Regions from separate parts of the Homo sapiens genome. Here region 2 is linked to region 1. The links are chromatin contacts, found by Hi-C or POLR2A ChIA-PET in ENCODE. All regions are on one chromosome and are shown on one strand. The core of a region is the stretch at or near the end of the contact, and the rest is flanking DNA. Distances in the headings are between cores, read along the strand shown. Region 1 holds the start of THCAT155 (thyroid cancer-associated transcript 155). Region 2 has its middle 110 kb from the start of THCAT155.

Region 1 (7,271 bases), core at 3,481-5,980:
TACCACTTGGGCAATTCCTTGTGTTTTTGTTTTCTCATCTGTTATATGGGGATAATTGTATCTACCTCAAAAAGCTGTTGAACGGGCTACATGAGAACACAGGTAGGTCAAGAATAATCTCTGGCATATAGTAAGTGTTCTATAAGACTTAGCAAGTGTTCTATAAAATTTAACTCATGTGCCTAGGACAGGGCCTAGCGAATGTTGACATAATATTTGTGCACTTGCCATGAGATAGGCATTGTTCTAAGCACTCTACTTTTGTTGTGTTGAAGATCTAGTATAAGAAAAATTACATAAATAAAATGCGTCTTCAGAACCTCTTTACCTGGTAGGGTCTATTGTTTCAAACTACCCATTTGACTCACACACTAGTGAACTCTCTGAACCCCTTATCATCCCACATGTTTTCTTGCCTCCCATGAAAATCTCCTTAAGAGTTCTACAGAAGATCTGTACCTGTAAAAGCATCCAACATGACTACATTAAGAGCTCATCAATGGTCAATTCAATATGTTTTGTTGCCTCTTGTTAAGGCTAGTGCCTATTAATGAGCTGGGCATTTAAGAGATGCCTAGTAAATTATTTGTGGGATGACTAAACTAATTAACCTGGTGAAAGACTATGCTAATATATTTTTGCAAAAGAGATAGAGAAAGACTGAATTCACAGGAATGGTAGGGATGCTGAGAAAATAGTTCTACAAAGTACCTACTATGTGCTAGGCACTTTTCACAATCATAAGATGTGAATGTTCAGGTCATCTCTTGGTGTATAACAAATCACCCCAAACTTCGTCTCTTAAAGTAATAATTAGCTTGCTTGTGAATTTGTTCTTAGGTGGTTACATAGCAGGAACAGCACCTCTTTGTTCTAAGACAGCTCAACAGGGGGCTAGAGTATCCACTTTCAAAACAGTTCACTCCTGTACTCCAGCCTTTATGGAACCACCCTAGTGGCATAGGCTCCTCACTCACAGCCCCAGGCTGGCTCTGGGTTGGATGGGTTGGGACAGAAAACTCTTGCCATGAAAATATAGCTCTCCATCTCAGCCTCTCCACTCCCCATTCCAAAGGGAGACGTGTCTGTGCTTGGGGAGAAGCCAAGCAAAGCAAAAGATTTCAACAGCGAAAGGAGGAAACACACCCACTGAGGTTCTCATAGCAACATAATCACGCACAGGCAGCAGCCTATTTCGGTGGGAGCTTGTTTCAGCTCCCCTCCTCCCTGGTTAGTCACAGAAGGCATGCACAAGCAGAAGCAGTGTTGGGTGGGGGCAGAGTGTCGGACTGAAAGTCAGGAGGCTGGGGAGCTGGGTCCTCTGCTTGCTGATGGACCATGGGCAAATGTCCTCCTCTCTCCAATCTTGGGGTCCTTATTTGTAAAATGAGAGGATTGGACCACAGAGCGGTGAGGATCATTTCTTTTCTGATTTCCTTTGATTGCACAAACACTGAGACACTTTTGGTAGGGAATTAGATGTCTCTCAGAATCTTTTGTCTCTGAGAAGATGCCTAGAGAAAAGGGAATTCAATAGGATAAAAGTCATTCTCCAGATTCACATTTATTTTCCTACCACTTTCTGCATGTTGACAGAACGGGAGGAACGACTGGGTGTTGTCAAGGATTCTGCTCACTCACCCCCAACTCTAACCCAGGTCTGTGTTCTGAGAAGGGAAAAGGTTAAGGAGGTTAAGGTCATCTTTTTATTCAAGTTTTCACACACACACACACACACACACACACGCGCGCACACACACACACACACACTCAAGCCTCTTGCTACATTTTCATCCTTCTCATTCTTCATCCTCTCCTGTCTCTATCCCTCACTTCTCACCTCTACTTAGTGCAATGTATCCTCTCTTTGCCCGAGGACCAGATGATGGAGGCATGTTTCCTACTGAGAATGATTCTAGACCTTTTCTTCAATGGACTCTGGGGTTAGTTGAGGACAGTCAGGCTCACACTTCCCAGTTATCGAAGGTGATGATAAAAAGCAAATAGGGCATTTGGGAGGGACCTCCCCAAACAAGTACAGAGATGAAGTGAAGACAGCCGGGTGCTCAGGGAGCATCTTATAGGTCTCAGTCCTTGACTCGTAGGTTGAAAGCTTAAAAGTACAGCTGTTTTAAGGAGTCAGCCTGAGTGTCCTGTTGCAAAGGGAGAGGCAGAATGGGGTCCCCCGCTTTTGTTCTATCTCCCACTGCCCGACAGATGGCCAGTAAAACAGAGAAAAAGAAGCTCTCAAAGTGAAGACAGGAATGCATTGTATAAAAATTCACACCCCCTGCTGCCGCCCAAACTCCCTTAAAAAAGGATCAAGAGAATCCTGACGGGTACGTGACATCCTCCCTCTCTCCCATAAAAGGGACTTCAAAATCTGGCGATGGTGGGGGAAGGGTGAGGAGGGAGAAGAGAAATGCGTGGGCAGGGGGCTGCCAGGGAAGACTGGAGTGGGGGGGGGGGCACTGCAGTCTCGCATTTGACTTTCTCCCACCCTCTTTCCCAAGCCACTCTGGCCGCCACCTTTGCCCCTCCCTCTCAGCCTGAAAGGGGCTTGGAGTCCCAAGGGCTTTGGGTACAAAGAGAGAGAGAGAGAGAGAGAGAGAGAGAGAGAGAGAGAGAGAGAAAAGGATAAAGAATGACACCACACTTACCCCTAGAGTTGAAGGAGTTAAGGACCCTCCCCCATCCAGACACCCACCCCTTCGTTCCCCAAATCGTAATTCGCCGAGGAAGGATCCAGGAACTGGCAGAGGAGCGGGAGAGCTGGGGTGGGCCGGGGTGGGGAGGGTGCGAGTTAACTGTGGCCCGGTCTCGCCCGGACCTCGCCCTAGGTGGGAGCACGCGCACCGGGTCTGAGAACCTGCAAGAGCCTCGCCCGGCGCCGGCTTTCTCTGGGCCCCCCGCGCGGGCCTGGCCTCCACGTAAGTTGTGTGCAGCGCCAGGGAGTGGAGGCGGCCGAGACCCTCGGAGACTAGGGGAGGGGGCGGGCCCGGGGGCGCTGGGGGCCCTCGGTCTGCGCCCAGCCGCCGCCGGCTCCAGCGAACCTCCTACCCCGCCCCCACTCACCCGGCTCAGCCCCTAGGAGAGACGCGCAGGAAGCGTGTTGCTTCGCCCAGCGGATCGGCAGAAGTTGAGAGGAGTTGGCGGCTGCCTCCGGCCGGCCGGACTTTGCGAGCAGCCTGGAGAGGATCCGCGACCGCCGCCGCCGCCGCCGCGGAGGCTTCGGGGCTGCTTCCCTCGAGCTTAGCCCGCAGCGCGGGTGGAGAGGGGCGGGGAGGGGGTCGGGGGCACGAGAAGAACTTGAAACCGTGTGAAGGAATCCGGAGCAGATGAGAAGGGAGGAAAATAAAAGAAAGTGGAGACTGCAGAACAGACTCCGCTGTGGCTGACTGTGCCGGCCGACGCTCCAGCTGAGGGGCTGGGTTGGATTTTTTTTTTTCTCCCATCCTCTCGCTCTCTCTTTTAAAGCGACACCAGCTCTCTCTCCTCCTCTACTATCTCGGTATCACCAAACCCTTGCCGGCTCTTATGGGCATGAAACACTCCTCCCGCTGCCTGCTCCTGAGGAGGAAAATGGCGGAGAACGCGGCCGAGAGCACCGAGGTAAGGAGGCGAGCGAGCAGGGGCTCTCGGAGACCCCGCCGCCCACCCGGACCACCGCGCCGCCGCCGCCGCTCAGCGCCGAGTGCCAAACTTTCCCCAGTTTCATCCCGCTCGCTTCTGCCGGCCTCCTCCTGTGTGTGTGTGTGTGTGTGTGTGTGTGTGTGTGTGTGTGTGTGTGTGTGTGTGTGTTGGTGGGGGGTGGGGGGGAAGTTCATGTCTCAGGTCCCCTCCCTCTTGAAAATGCAAAACAGTCACTCTCACCCCATCACCCTCTCCTGCCACCCGCTGCTCCCTTCTCCCGCCCCCAAGTCCCAAACCCCGGGCAGCCGCGCTCCCCTGCCCTCTCCTCTGGGCTCCGTGAGGGCTCCCGGGTCCCGGCTTTGTGCAGAGCTGGGGTGGGTAATCCTGGGGCCAGGTCTGCCCCCTGCAGTGCCTTGACCGTCTCCTGCCGCTGCCTCAGCTTTACCCTTCAAGCTCGAGTCGGTTCCCGAGCTCTCCGTCCCCGCAGCCGCGCGGAGAGCCCCCGGCCGCGGGGGCCGAGCCGGCAGGAGGACTCGGGCACCTCCTACAGACCCTCCGGCCCAGATCTGGGCCAGAGAGAAGTCTGCAATCCTCAGATATCAGAGCCGCCTCTGGGTAGCTAAACCCGGCAGGGCACACGGGCCGCGGCCACCTTCAGCACCAGGGACAGCGTCCGCCCCTGCAGCAGCCGAGCCTGCGCGGACTGTGGGGGCTGCGCGCCGCCGGCTGCAGTGAGAAATGGGTCTGCAGCCACCCGTCCCGCAAGGGCTTTTGAGGAGGTCGCTCTAGCTCCGCAAATTGTGTTCTCGGCCCCCGCCTTCGGCAGCCTTTTTCTCTACTCTCCAGCTGGCCCTGAGCCGCAGAGAGCCCTGCTGGGCTTTGCGTCCCGAGACTCGAGGCTGTGATCCCTCGCCTCCCTCTGACCCCGCTGTCATTACAACAACCGGACTATTCCGTAGGCTCTGGGCACCTGTAGTCACGAAGGGGATCAGCGTGGGCAGCCCCCTTACCTTCCTGGAGAAACGGTGCGCCGAGATGGGGGCGGAGTGGGGCATGTGTGTGAAGATCATCCCTTACTCAGTGGCAGGAAAAAGACACAGAGAGCAAACTCCCAGGCTCTATTAATAGCTGGGTGTCTGGTGGGGCTGCCGCACATTTCACATATGGTTACCCATATGCAGCGGGGGGCGGGGATGGGGGTGTGGCGCGGGGATTGTCCCTCTGTCTTGCCGGAATGCAAAAAGGTAGAGAGACCCTTCCTGGTCTTCTTCCCTCGAGTTCTTAACTCTGCGCTAAAACCCCTACCCCACGGCGTAGGCAGCAAAGCTTTATAAATCCCCCTTCTCTGAGAGACTAGAAGCAGCATGCATCTGACAATTGTCAATTTCAAAACAAACACGCTCCGGGACTTGAACGCAGCGGGGCATTCAGTAGCGAATGCTGTCTCCTTGAGTTAGGGCAAAGCCTGCGTGCCCGCCGTCCCCTCACCACTTCCTCTTCCCCAGCCCCCACCTGAGAGCAGACATTCGGAATGATGTGTAGTGCGAGGCGGCTAGCCTCCCAGCAGAAAGCCATCCTTACCATTCCCCTCACCCTCCGCCCTCTGATCGCCCACCCGCCGAAAGGGTTTCTAAAAATAGCCCAGGGCTTCAAGGCCGCGCTTCTGTGAAGTGTGGAGCGAGCGGGCACGTAGCGGTCTCTGCCAGGTGGCTGGAGCCCTGGAAGCGAGAAGGCGCTTCCTCCCTGCATTTCCACCTCACCCCACCCCCGGCTCATTTTTCTAAGAAAAAGTTTTTGCGGTTCCCTTTGCCTCCTACCCCCGCTGCCGCGCGGGGTCTGGGTGCAGACCCCTGCCAGGTTCCGCAGTGTGCAGCGGCGGCTGCTGCGCTCTCCCAGCCTCGGCGAGGGTTAAAGGCGTCCGGAGCAGGCAGAGCGCCGCGCGCCAGTCTATTTTTACTTGCTTCCCCCGCCGCTCCGCGCTCCCCCTTCTCAGCAGTTGCACATGCCAGCTCTGCTGAAGGCATCAATGAAAACAGCAGTAGGGGCGGCCGGGCTCCTGCGAACAACAACAAAACAAACAAACAAAAAACCACGTCGCGTGCGGGGCACCAAGGCGGTGCGGGGAGGGACAGACCCAGCTGGGGCTCCTTGGAGGGGTGTGAGCCAGGTTGGCGGATCGGTTCTTAGCAACTTCCCTGGAGAAGGGGTAGAACCCAGACTTGGTCAAACGTGCCTAGCGGAGGCATCCAGGCAGCGTGACAATCACTTGGTTTCCCTCCAGGAACTGGCTGTTTTTGGAATAAGCCAGGACTAGAGCAGCACTTCCAAAAGTGGGGTGTTGTGGACTTGCCTGCATTTATGGTAGATGAGAGCGGCAGGAGCACGCCTCCACGTGTGTCAGTGGGTGGTGGGGAGCGTGGTAGTGGTCCTAGTTCTGAATTCCACACCTCTTTGTCAAGCACCGGCTCTGTACCAGGAAAGCTAGGTACCCAAGTTCCAAACATGAGGACCACCTGGTCCCTCCTCTGGAGGGGCTCACAGTCTCATGGACAACTATGATGGATAATCCTGTAGCCACCTTTTCCTGCTTTTTGTTGTTTATCTCATTCCATCCTCACAACAATCCTGTGAGATAAGCAAAGATTAGTATTCATTTCTTATACCCATTTTATAGTTGAGGACACCGAGGCTGAGGTCAAGCAATTGCTGAAAGTCTTCTGGTGGGTTAAGTCAGCCCTGAAACACAGACTGCCCCCACTTCTGATTCATTGCTGTTTGCCCTGCCCTTGCTATTTCTAACAAGATGCCATGTGTGAATGGGAGTAGATGAGGAGTGGGCAGAGAGGAATACTTTGGAAGGGAGAGATGCAGTGATGGAGGTGGGCAAGGATGGGAGAAAGTGTTCGTTCAAAAGCTAAAGCTACGGAGAGATACTCTAACCATTGGGCAGGAAGGGAGCAAGTGAAGAATAAAACTACTTACATTTTGACCAAAGCCTCCCTCCACAAAGCGAAGTACCCAGCTAGGGTACGAGAGCATCAACATCACGTGCTTGCTGGACACTGTTGGCAATGGGTGGCCCTGGGGGCACTCTTCAACCGCTCTGACCTCAGTTCCCTTCTCTGTTAACTTGAGCTGATTCTCCTCATGGAATAGGGCAGGTATGGGTATAAGGAAATGCCAGGACAGCCCCTGGCACATGGCAAACACGCAATAGTGTTAGTTCCATGTACGCTTTCTCCTGATCACTCAGCTATGCTTCTCTTCCTCGGCTAAGGGAATCACCATTCTGCCAGCCTCTTCTCCCTCTCCCCTGTTCCCTAGGTGTCATGAGAAACCTCCTCTGTGGCCTTCTGGAACATTTGCAAAGCCTCCAGTCCCACTCTCCTCTTCAGCCCATTGTCAGTGCCCAAGACACATCATCTCACCTCTGCCCTCACTAAGGCACTTTCCTCTGAACTGTTTGTCCTCTTCTCTAATCAAGCCTCATAATCCTACTGTACTGGATCAGCTTTCTGAAGCACAAATCTGCTCATGATCAGGCATCTCTTTAAAAACTTAGGATGCTGTCCTATTGCCTACAGGACGCTAGATAAAGCCCAGTTTCCTTAGCATGGTGTGCAAAGCCCATCAATACC
Region 2 (7,271 bases), core at 1,951-4,450, 110 kb after region 1:
TTAAGGATGCTGGCTGGCATCTGGCCAGGACCGCGTGGCTCTCATCCACACGGGGAGTTAATTTGTCTCTGCTAATGTTGCCTATTGATTATCGCTCACAATATTTTCTTTCAGGTGTTTCTCTGCAAAGTGTTTCTATTGAGTGGGCCTCTGGCAATGTGGTTTCTGGGGGCTCTGTGAGGGGAGAAGAGTGGGGAGCAGAGCCGGGTAATGTCTAGGATCAAGGGAGGCCTGGGGAGCGATGGCCAGTCGAGAAGGCAAACCTCGTGCCGCGTCCACACAAAGTGACTATGGTCCTGAATCCGGGGGTCCTGGGGCCAGATAAGCCCTGGCCCTGCCACCCCCAACCGTGACTATAGCCCTGAAGCCGGGGGTCCTGGGGCCAGATAAGCCCTGGCCCTCCCACCCCCAACTTCGCCCTGGTCGCCAGTCTCCCTGGCTCTGTTTCCACAGGGCGTGCTGCGGAAGTGACTTGTGAACTCTACACAGCTGTACACACGTAGCTTTTTATGTTACTCCCTCCCAGTCCACAAGCCACAGCTGGCTTTGAATATTCACATTCATGGAGAAGACTATGACCTGCAGAATTTCAAGTAATGGATAATCCAAAAATGTAATTTGACTTGAAGCTTGTAGTGTGCAATCCCCATGCCCTCACCTCATTCTGAGAAATCCTATTTTGAGAAATCAGAGGCTGTCTGGATTTAAGTTTTAAAAACTCAGTGTTTGAGATTTAATGACTTGAAGTCTGGGATGGGGGAAGTACAATTGGGTAGCCTGGAAGCACGCCGGACTCTGGGAAGACTGAGATTAAAGGTATGGCCTGGCTGGTAGAATAAACACGTAACACATTAGAGCTGAGGTTGTTGCTTATGCGGTTTCTTGCTTTACCTCCATCCTCACGCACCCTGGCCACCCCCACTACTCTGTGCTGGCCTGAGGAAGCTGGCCAGAGGGTGATGCTCGAAGTGCCTCCGGCCTTACCTCCCACCCCATCCTTCTACTCTTTCTTCAGGCACAACTGCAAATCTGCTCCTGTCGCTTTCCTGTTTAAACCCCACCCCCGATCCCCCCACCACCAGTGGCTCTCTGTTACCTACAGGCTGATACTGAAACTCCTGCTTGCCCAGGGTAGGCTGTCTGGCTCTGATCTCCCATCTCCCATTCACTGTCGAAGCCCCAGCTCTGTCCCCCATCCCCGGAGTCCTCATCCTGTGCACCGCCCTGGCCATACAAACCGTGTGTCCCGCATGCCTGGGCCCCGTCAGCTGTCACTCTCCTGCTTCCCTGATTTCCTTCTGTTATTTCCCCCCACCAATCATGAACCCCTTTGTTGGAACTAGCAGTCCCCCCCACCCCCATTCCTCCACCCAGAGGCAACTGGGTGTCCAGTTCTCAATGTCCATAGCACAGAGTGAATATTCCTGATCTAAAATGCTTGCAACCAGAAGCATTTTAGGTTTCGGATTTTTTTTTGGATTTTGGATTTTTTTGGATTTTGGAATATTCGCATACACATAATGAGATATCTTGGGGATGGGACCTAAGTCTAAAAATGAAATTTATTTATGTTTCCTATATACTTTACACACAGAGCCGGAAGGTGATTTTATGTAGATTGATAATTGTGTGCACGAAACAAATTTTTGGCTGTGTTTTGACTGTGGTTCATCACATGAGGTCAGGTGTGGAATTTCCACCTGTGGCGTCATGCCAATGCTCAAAACATTTCAGACTTTGGAGGATTATGGATTTTCCAACTAGGGATGCTCATCCTGTATTCTGCATCATCCCTCTCTCATTGTTTTCTACCTGTTTGCTGATATAGATCTTTCACCAACTTGGAGCTCCTTGATTCTTGATTTCTTTATTTTCATATTCTAAGAGCATAGGGTATGGCATGGTACCTCAGCACGTATTGAAACTTGGGTGGGAAGTATTTCAGGCCATTAACAAAAGGACTAAAGAGGAGAGAGTTAGGGATGAAATCAGAATGGGTAGTGTGCGTGGTTTCATCTGTGTGTGTGTGTGTGTGTGTGTGTGTGTGTTGTACACCCACAGACACAGGATGAGTCAGTGTAGCCCCTGAGCCCACCTCCTTCCTGGGTGTAGACAATCAGCACTGACCGCTGTCCGGGCCACTGAGAGGGTCTGGCAGTACTCGGGAGGCCTCAGCACCCTGTTGGGATCTCTGCTTTACTAATGACCTGCCGTGTGGCACTAAGCAAGTCATCAACATCCTCTTAAAGAATTCAGAGAGCGCAGGCAGTGTGGTCAAAGAGGAAGAGGCATCAAAGAGTGGATCTAAGGTCAAGAAAATGCTTGCAAGCTTCTGAGATTTTTCGCTTTCTATTATTCCATTTCATTACTGTTGGTGCTAATAATAGTAATGTTAAACAATTGAAAAATAAAGATCTTCCAGCTTCTAATTAAATCAGAATTTCCAGCAGCAGTTGCGGGGCGGGGGGGTGCAAGAGTTGATATTACTATTTTTAGGGACAGGATCTTGCTCTGTCACCCAGGCTGGAGTGCAATGGTGCAATCATAGCTTACTGCAGCCTTGAACTCCTGGCCTCAAGTGATCCTCCCACCTGGGCCAGGAATTACAAGTGTGAGCCACTGCACCTGACCTATTTTTAAAAAATAAAATAAACTACCAAAAATAAAGAAAAGCCCCGCAGGTGATTTGAACCTGCATCCACTGTTGAGAACCCGAAGTAGCCCCTTCACCTGGGCTCATGTGGTCTGGGACACAGTGCAGTCCGGCCAGGGCAGTACTGCCAGGTCTGGGGGGCTGATCTCCTGATTCCAGCGACTGCAGTGCTGGCCAGGCAGCCGGCCACCTGCCAGGAGATGGGGCATATGAGAGACCACTTAGCAAGTCTCAAAGGAATGATGCCCAGGGATTAGAGGGGATGTGGCTTAATTTACAGCAGGAGAAGATTGGGTTAGATCAAAGCCCCAGAAGGGTTCCCAGTGAATATCCGTCCTTTGTGATGTGGGGAACCCTGCTGCCATGGAAGCTGTGAGACTCTCACAGATGCCTTACTGGAGTTGTAGGGTTCTGGGTGCAGTGAACCCCCTTCCCAGCACTGAGTGGGAAGAAGTTGCAAGGCTTGTGTGGAGCCAGCTGTGGATAGCAAGGGCAATGGGCCAGGGACCAGCTTGGCTGCTCACTGACCTCAAACCCTGGGCACGTCCCTCCTCCTGCCTGGGCCACAGTCTCCTTCCTGTCTATGATTTGAGGAGGGAGCATAGTGAGCGTAATGAGCCAATTCTCAGCCAGCCTGGGGCTTGTTTGTACACACTAGTCAATGCAGAAGACCCCGTTGGCCGGGGGTGGGGGTGAGGGGAGGATTGGCTAGAGTGAGGGCACCCAGCATTCACCCTGGGGGGTGGAGCAGAGGTTAGGGGTACTTACTGGTCTCTGGCAGAGTTGAGGGAAGCCAGACCCCTGTGCTGCCAGCCACTGCTCAGACTAAAGGCTTCCTGTGCCACCGAGTGGGCTGGAGGGAAGGGGAGAGCAGGGGAGATGGGCCTTATGAATGAAAGTTGCTTTGGGAGGGGGAAGGAGAGAAGGGAAAGGAAGGGGAGAGGGAGCGGGGAGAGCACAGAGGAAGGAAAAATGCAGTTTCATCTGCTTGTTTGTGTTTCTTGTATTTAAGATGCCGACTCCTAGCATATTTTTAAATCCATCAGACATGAAAGGCTGATTTAAATAGACCCGCAGTGTGAAGCTGATGATTTCACTTGCCACAATAGGGAAGCTGGCAGGGCTCTGGCCAGGATCCAGCACCTCCCTCCTCGCCAGGGAAGCTGCCGAGCAAATCGCTCTGGGCTAGATAGACTTCCAAGCCAGGTGCTTTCCCCTCCCTGATGGGGACGTAGAAAGAGGAGGAGGGATGGTGGGGAAGAGGAGGAAGAAGTAGGACAGGGAGGAAAGTGAAGAAGAGACGGGTTAAAGGAGGGAAACTGAACTTGAGAAATGAACTAGCCCCCCGTCCTCCTGGGCCTGGAAATCTTCCTAGCTCAGGTCATCCTGACTCCCTGTACCACCTGTGCTATATCCTCTCACTTCACCCTCAGATCCAGGACTGTGGGGTGTAGATGGGGGCCTTGTAATCCTTTGTACCTAATTTCCCAACTGCATTTCTAAGAGCAGAGCTTCAGAAAGTTCACCCTGTGAGGCAGCCTGTTTCCTTGCTAGACAGCACTGTTGGAGATAAACTCCTCCGTTGGGATAAATTGAAATCCTTTCGCTCTGCCATCACCAGTTCTAATCCGGCCCTCCTGAGTCCCTCAGAATAAGCTTAAAGCCAAAGTCAGCCCTTCATCCCCGAACTGCATACTCAGGTTCCCTCTCCAGCGCCAATCCTTCTATGCTGATTTCTAGTCTTTACCGTAAATTATTACAATGCAAATCTCTGCAAAACCAACATATTTCTGGGTGTTAATTAATGTATCTCCTGCTATAGTCAATGCAACAAAATTCCAGGAACCACACAAGATTTTTGCCACTTGTTTCTGTTGTTGTTGTCATTCAACACACTCTGACGATCTACTCTGGAGCTAGGCGAGGGGCTCCTGTTGGCATACAGGATATGAAGGTCTGTCGACCAGAAGCTTGTCTACAGGGTGCGGGGCCACACTCAACAGAGAAGCATGTTCGTGGGCAGGGGTAGAAGGTCGAGGAGCACTGAGCACCCTCCCACTGCGGAGCTGAGAGTCGGGTGAGGTGGGGTGAGGCCCTCAGGGGAAGGAGGGTGGGAGTTATGGTAGAGGCATTTGTACGGCATGTTAATTTCTGCTTGTGCATTTCTAGCTGTTTCCTCCCCTGAAGCACAGTGAAGCACCAAATCCTGTACGTGAGCTTGTCTTCCTTTCCAGCTCTCTCATCTCTTAATATAACCTGAGACCAACACTGAGCGTCTTACAGCTTCAGTTGCTGGGGATCAAAGAGAATTGAATCCTTCCTTCATTCATGGAACACAAATGTTGTGACAGTGTTTCTTCTTAAAATTTTTTATTGTGGTAAAATATACATACCATAAAATTTACAATTTTAACCATTTAAAAATGTACAATTCAACGTCATTAAGTATATTCCCAATAGTGTGTGCAACCATCACCACCATCCATCTCCAGAACTCTGTCATCATCCCAGTGTGAAAGTGTTTTAGAAACCATATATGTAAAGGCAGGTCAATTAGGAATGTGCTAGCTGAAGTCTTGACCGGACAGCAAATTCATCCATCCACCTACCTACTGTGTTTATGTACCAGGCTTGATAAATACAGAAACAAATGAGACCAGAACTACAAGGTAAGAACCTTGTCGTCTGTGATGCTGGGCCCCCTGTCCTACTTCAAAACAGAGTGGGAAGATAGAAAGGATTCTTAGATGAGTCTCTAATTGAAGGAATTCAAGTTTTACTTATTCTCCTTTCCCAGGGAAATGGGAGGTGCTCTCACCCATGGCCTCAGCCTTTCCAGTTACCAAGAGGTGTGGGATTTTCTCTCTCTTTTGTATATTGTTTTGTTCTGGTCTCTTGCATGGGGAGACAGAGGACGATGTAATAACTATCATTTGTTTAGAGCCTTTCAGCTGACTAAGCTCTTTCCCAGGAGTTCTCTTTTGACCTTCACACGAGCCTGCGAGGGAGTAAGGCAGAGAGCACTATTTTGCAGATTTGAAAGCAGGCTCAGAACATCAAGCAGCTCCAGGTTTTGCCCAGGGCCACACAACTTGTGTGCAGGTCCTTATTCTGAGCAGGCCTTTGGGGCTAGAGGAAGCCGCTGAGAGAGCCACAGCTGGGTAAGGGCAAGGGAGGCTGCTTTCACAACAGGAAGGAGGAGAACAGGGCAGGGAAGCATCTTTTGTGTAGAGGCGTGGAGCCCAAGTCACATTGAGTTGTTGAGCTGCCTGTGGGTAATGGATTGCTACTAGTGGCAGCTGGGGAGGCCGCGGGGTGTTGAGACGGATGCTTTGTTGGGCACCACACTGTCTGAAAGGCAATTGAATCGCAGCAGCTGGAACATGCCAACACTTTGTTTCAAAAGTAAGCAGCAGCAACTCATTGGCATCAGTGAGGCAAATCCTAAGGTCTACCTAGGCCACAGGTTAGGGACCTGGGACTCCAGTGGAGCAGCTCACCAGGGGATGGGCCTTGTTCCTGAGAAAGGATGCTCTGCTCTCACTTGTTCCTACAAGTTGAATGTTATTTGTCAGACACTGGACCAAACATGTGGCCACAGAGATGAATGCTCCTGCCCTCAGGAGCTCAGTCCAGTGCCTCTAAATTATTAGAGCCCTGTGGGCAGTGTGTATGAACAAGCACCATACAGAATGGCGCAATTTGCTTCAGTGCAGAGTGGCCTGGAGAGCCCATGCGCCTGATGTTGGGCCACACCCTGACACTCTGCCCTTGACCTAGTGCAGCACGTGCTCAGTGAATCCCAGTTCCCATCATGTTTCCCAAATTCATTCTGAGCTTCACATGTTTTGATTTCTATTTATAAATGTTTCTTTAAAAATCCCATTCTCTCTGTCTATGGTCTTCAGGCATTTTTGCTTAGCACCGCAGTGTTGTTTATGGGTGGTATTTGTTATAGGTCAGATGGATCCACTCATAATTCATTATGATAGCACAGGCCTCACTGGTCCTAGGAGTCCTGAGTTGCTGGGAGAGGAGTCTCCCGGTGCTACGACAAGAGCCTGCAAGTACCACGTTCAAACCAGAGCCAAAGCCTTGATGAAGTCCCAGCTCTGAGAGGGGGTCAGTTCTTGGACCTGACTCAGCCCTAGCCCCAGAACGATAAATGACACACTTTGCCCAAGCTCCTCAGTTTCTACATTGGTTTCGGGTCCTCTGCCAAGCACCATATGGTTTCCCAATCCCTGTCATTTCTAGCAATGTTCTCCCTAAGTAGGGCACTTTGATTAAATTGGTTCCACTGAATTGTAGAAAAGGTGGAGTTATGATGTTCTTTGTCACTGCTATTGTTAGTAATTAATATGTCTATTAATAGAAACATCAACAGAGTTAGGAAGTGGGGGAGGAGATTTAGAAGGTGGTTGTATCCTGTTAACCCTCTCCCCTGCCAGATAAGAAGGGACAGAATAACCAATAAAGTAAAAATCCCATGGCTTTTGACTAAACTTTGTTGGAATTTGTGCAGCCTCTTTCTGCTCCCCAGAGGAAGGGAGGAGAGGTGGCAGTGCTCCTAGGGCCAGCTCAGAAACCAAGCTCGGGCTTTGATCACAACCAGCAA

The links. Hi-C counts contacts between places; a loop is a spot of excess contacts on that map. ChIA-PET counts read pairs that join two places held with the same protein, here RNA polymerase II (POLR2A). Pooled maps may share reads with other maps.
Region 2: a loop to region 1 is called in a map of heart right ventricle, with 2.6 times the contacts of the local background. The contact joins the enhancer-like site here to the promoter of THCAT155 in region 1. A Hi-C loop is called at or near these places in 4 of 168 maps with a recorded cell type or tissue (heart left ventricle, heart right ventricle and right cardiac atrium) and 5 of 50 pooled maps. POLR2A ChIA-PET finds 5 or more read pairs at or near these places in 1 of 52 experiments (H1).

What each region holds. Positions count from the first base shown.
Region 1 is chr12:3,488,089-3,495,359 of GRCh38, forward strand. THCAT155 (thyroid cancer-associated transcript 155) reads right to left here and starts at 4,731. Exons shown (of 2, transcript NR_126055.1): 1 at 4,644-4,731; 2 at 1-1,514. It overlaps PRMT8 (protein arginine methyltransferase 8), which reads left to right and starts at 3,115. Exons shown (of 10, transcript NM_019854.5): 1 at 3,115-3,612. The coding sequence starts at 3,538.
Region 2 is chr12:3,601,627-3,608,897 of GRCh38, forward strand. No RefSeq gene overlaps it. Among named protein-coding and RNA genes, the nearest start is that of THCAT155, 110 kb to the left of the region's middle. RefSeq lists enhancers at 5,443-5,944, 5,945-6,444. Within about 2 kb of position 3,201, at least 4 of the 41 ENCODE cell types and tissues checked have a DNase peak (open chromatin) inside an H3K27ac peak, as active enhancers do; they include heart right ventricle, where a contact is called at or near this core.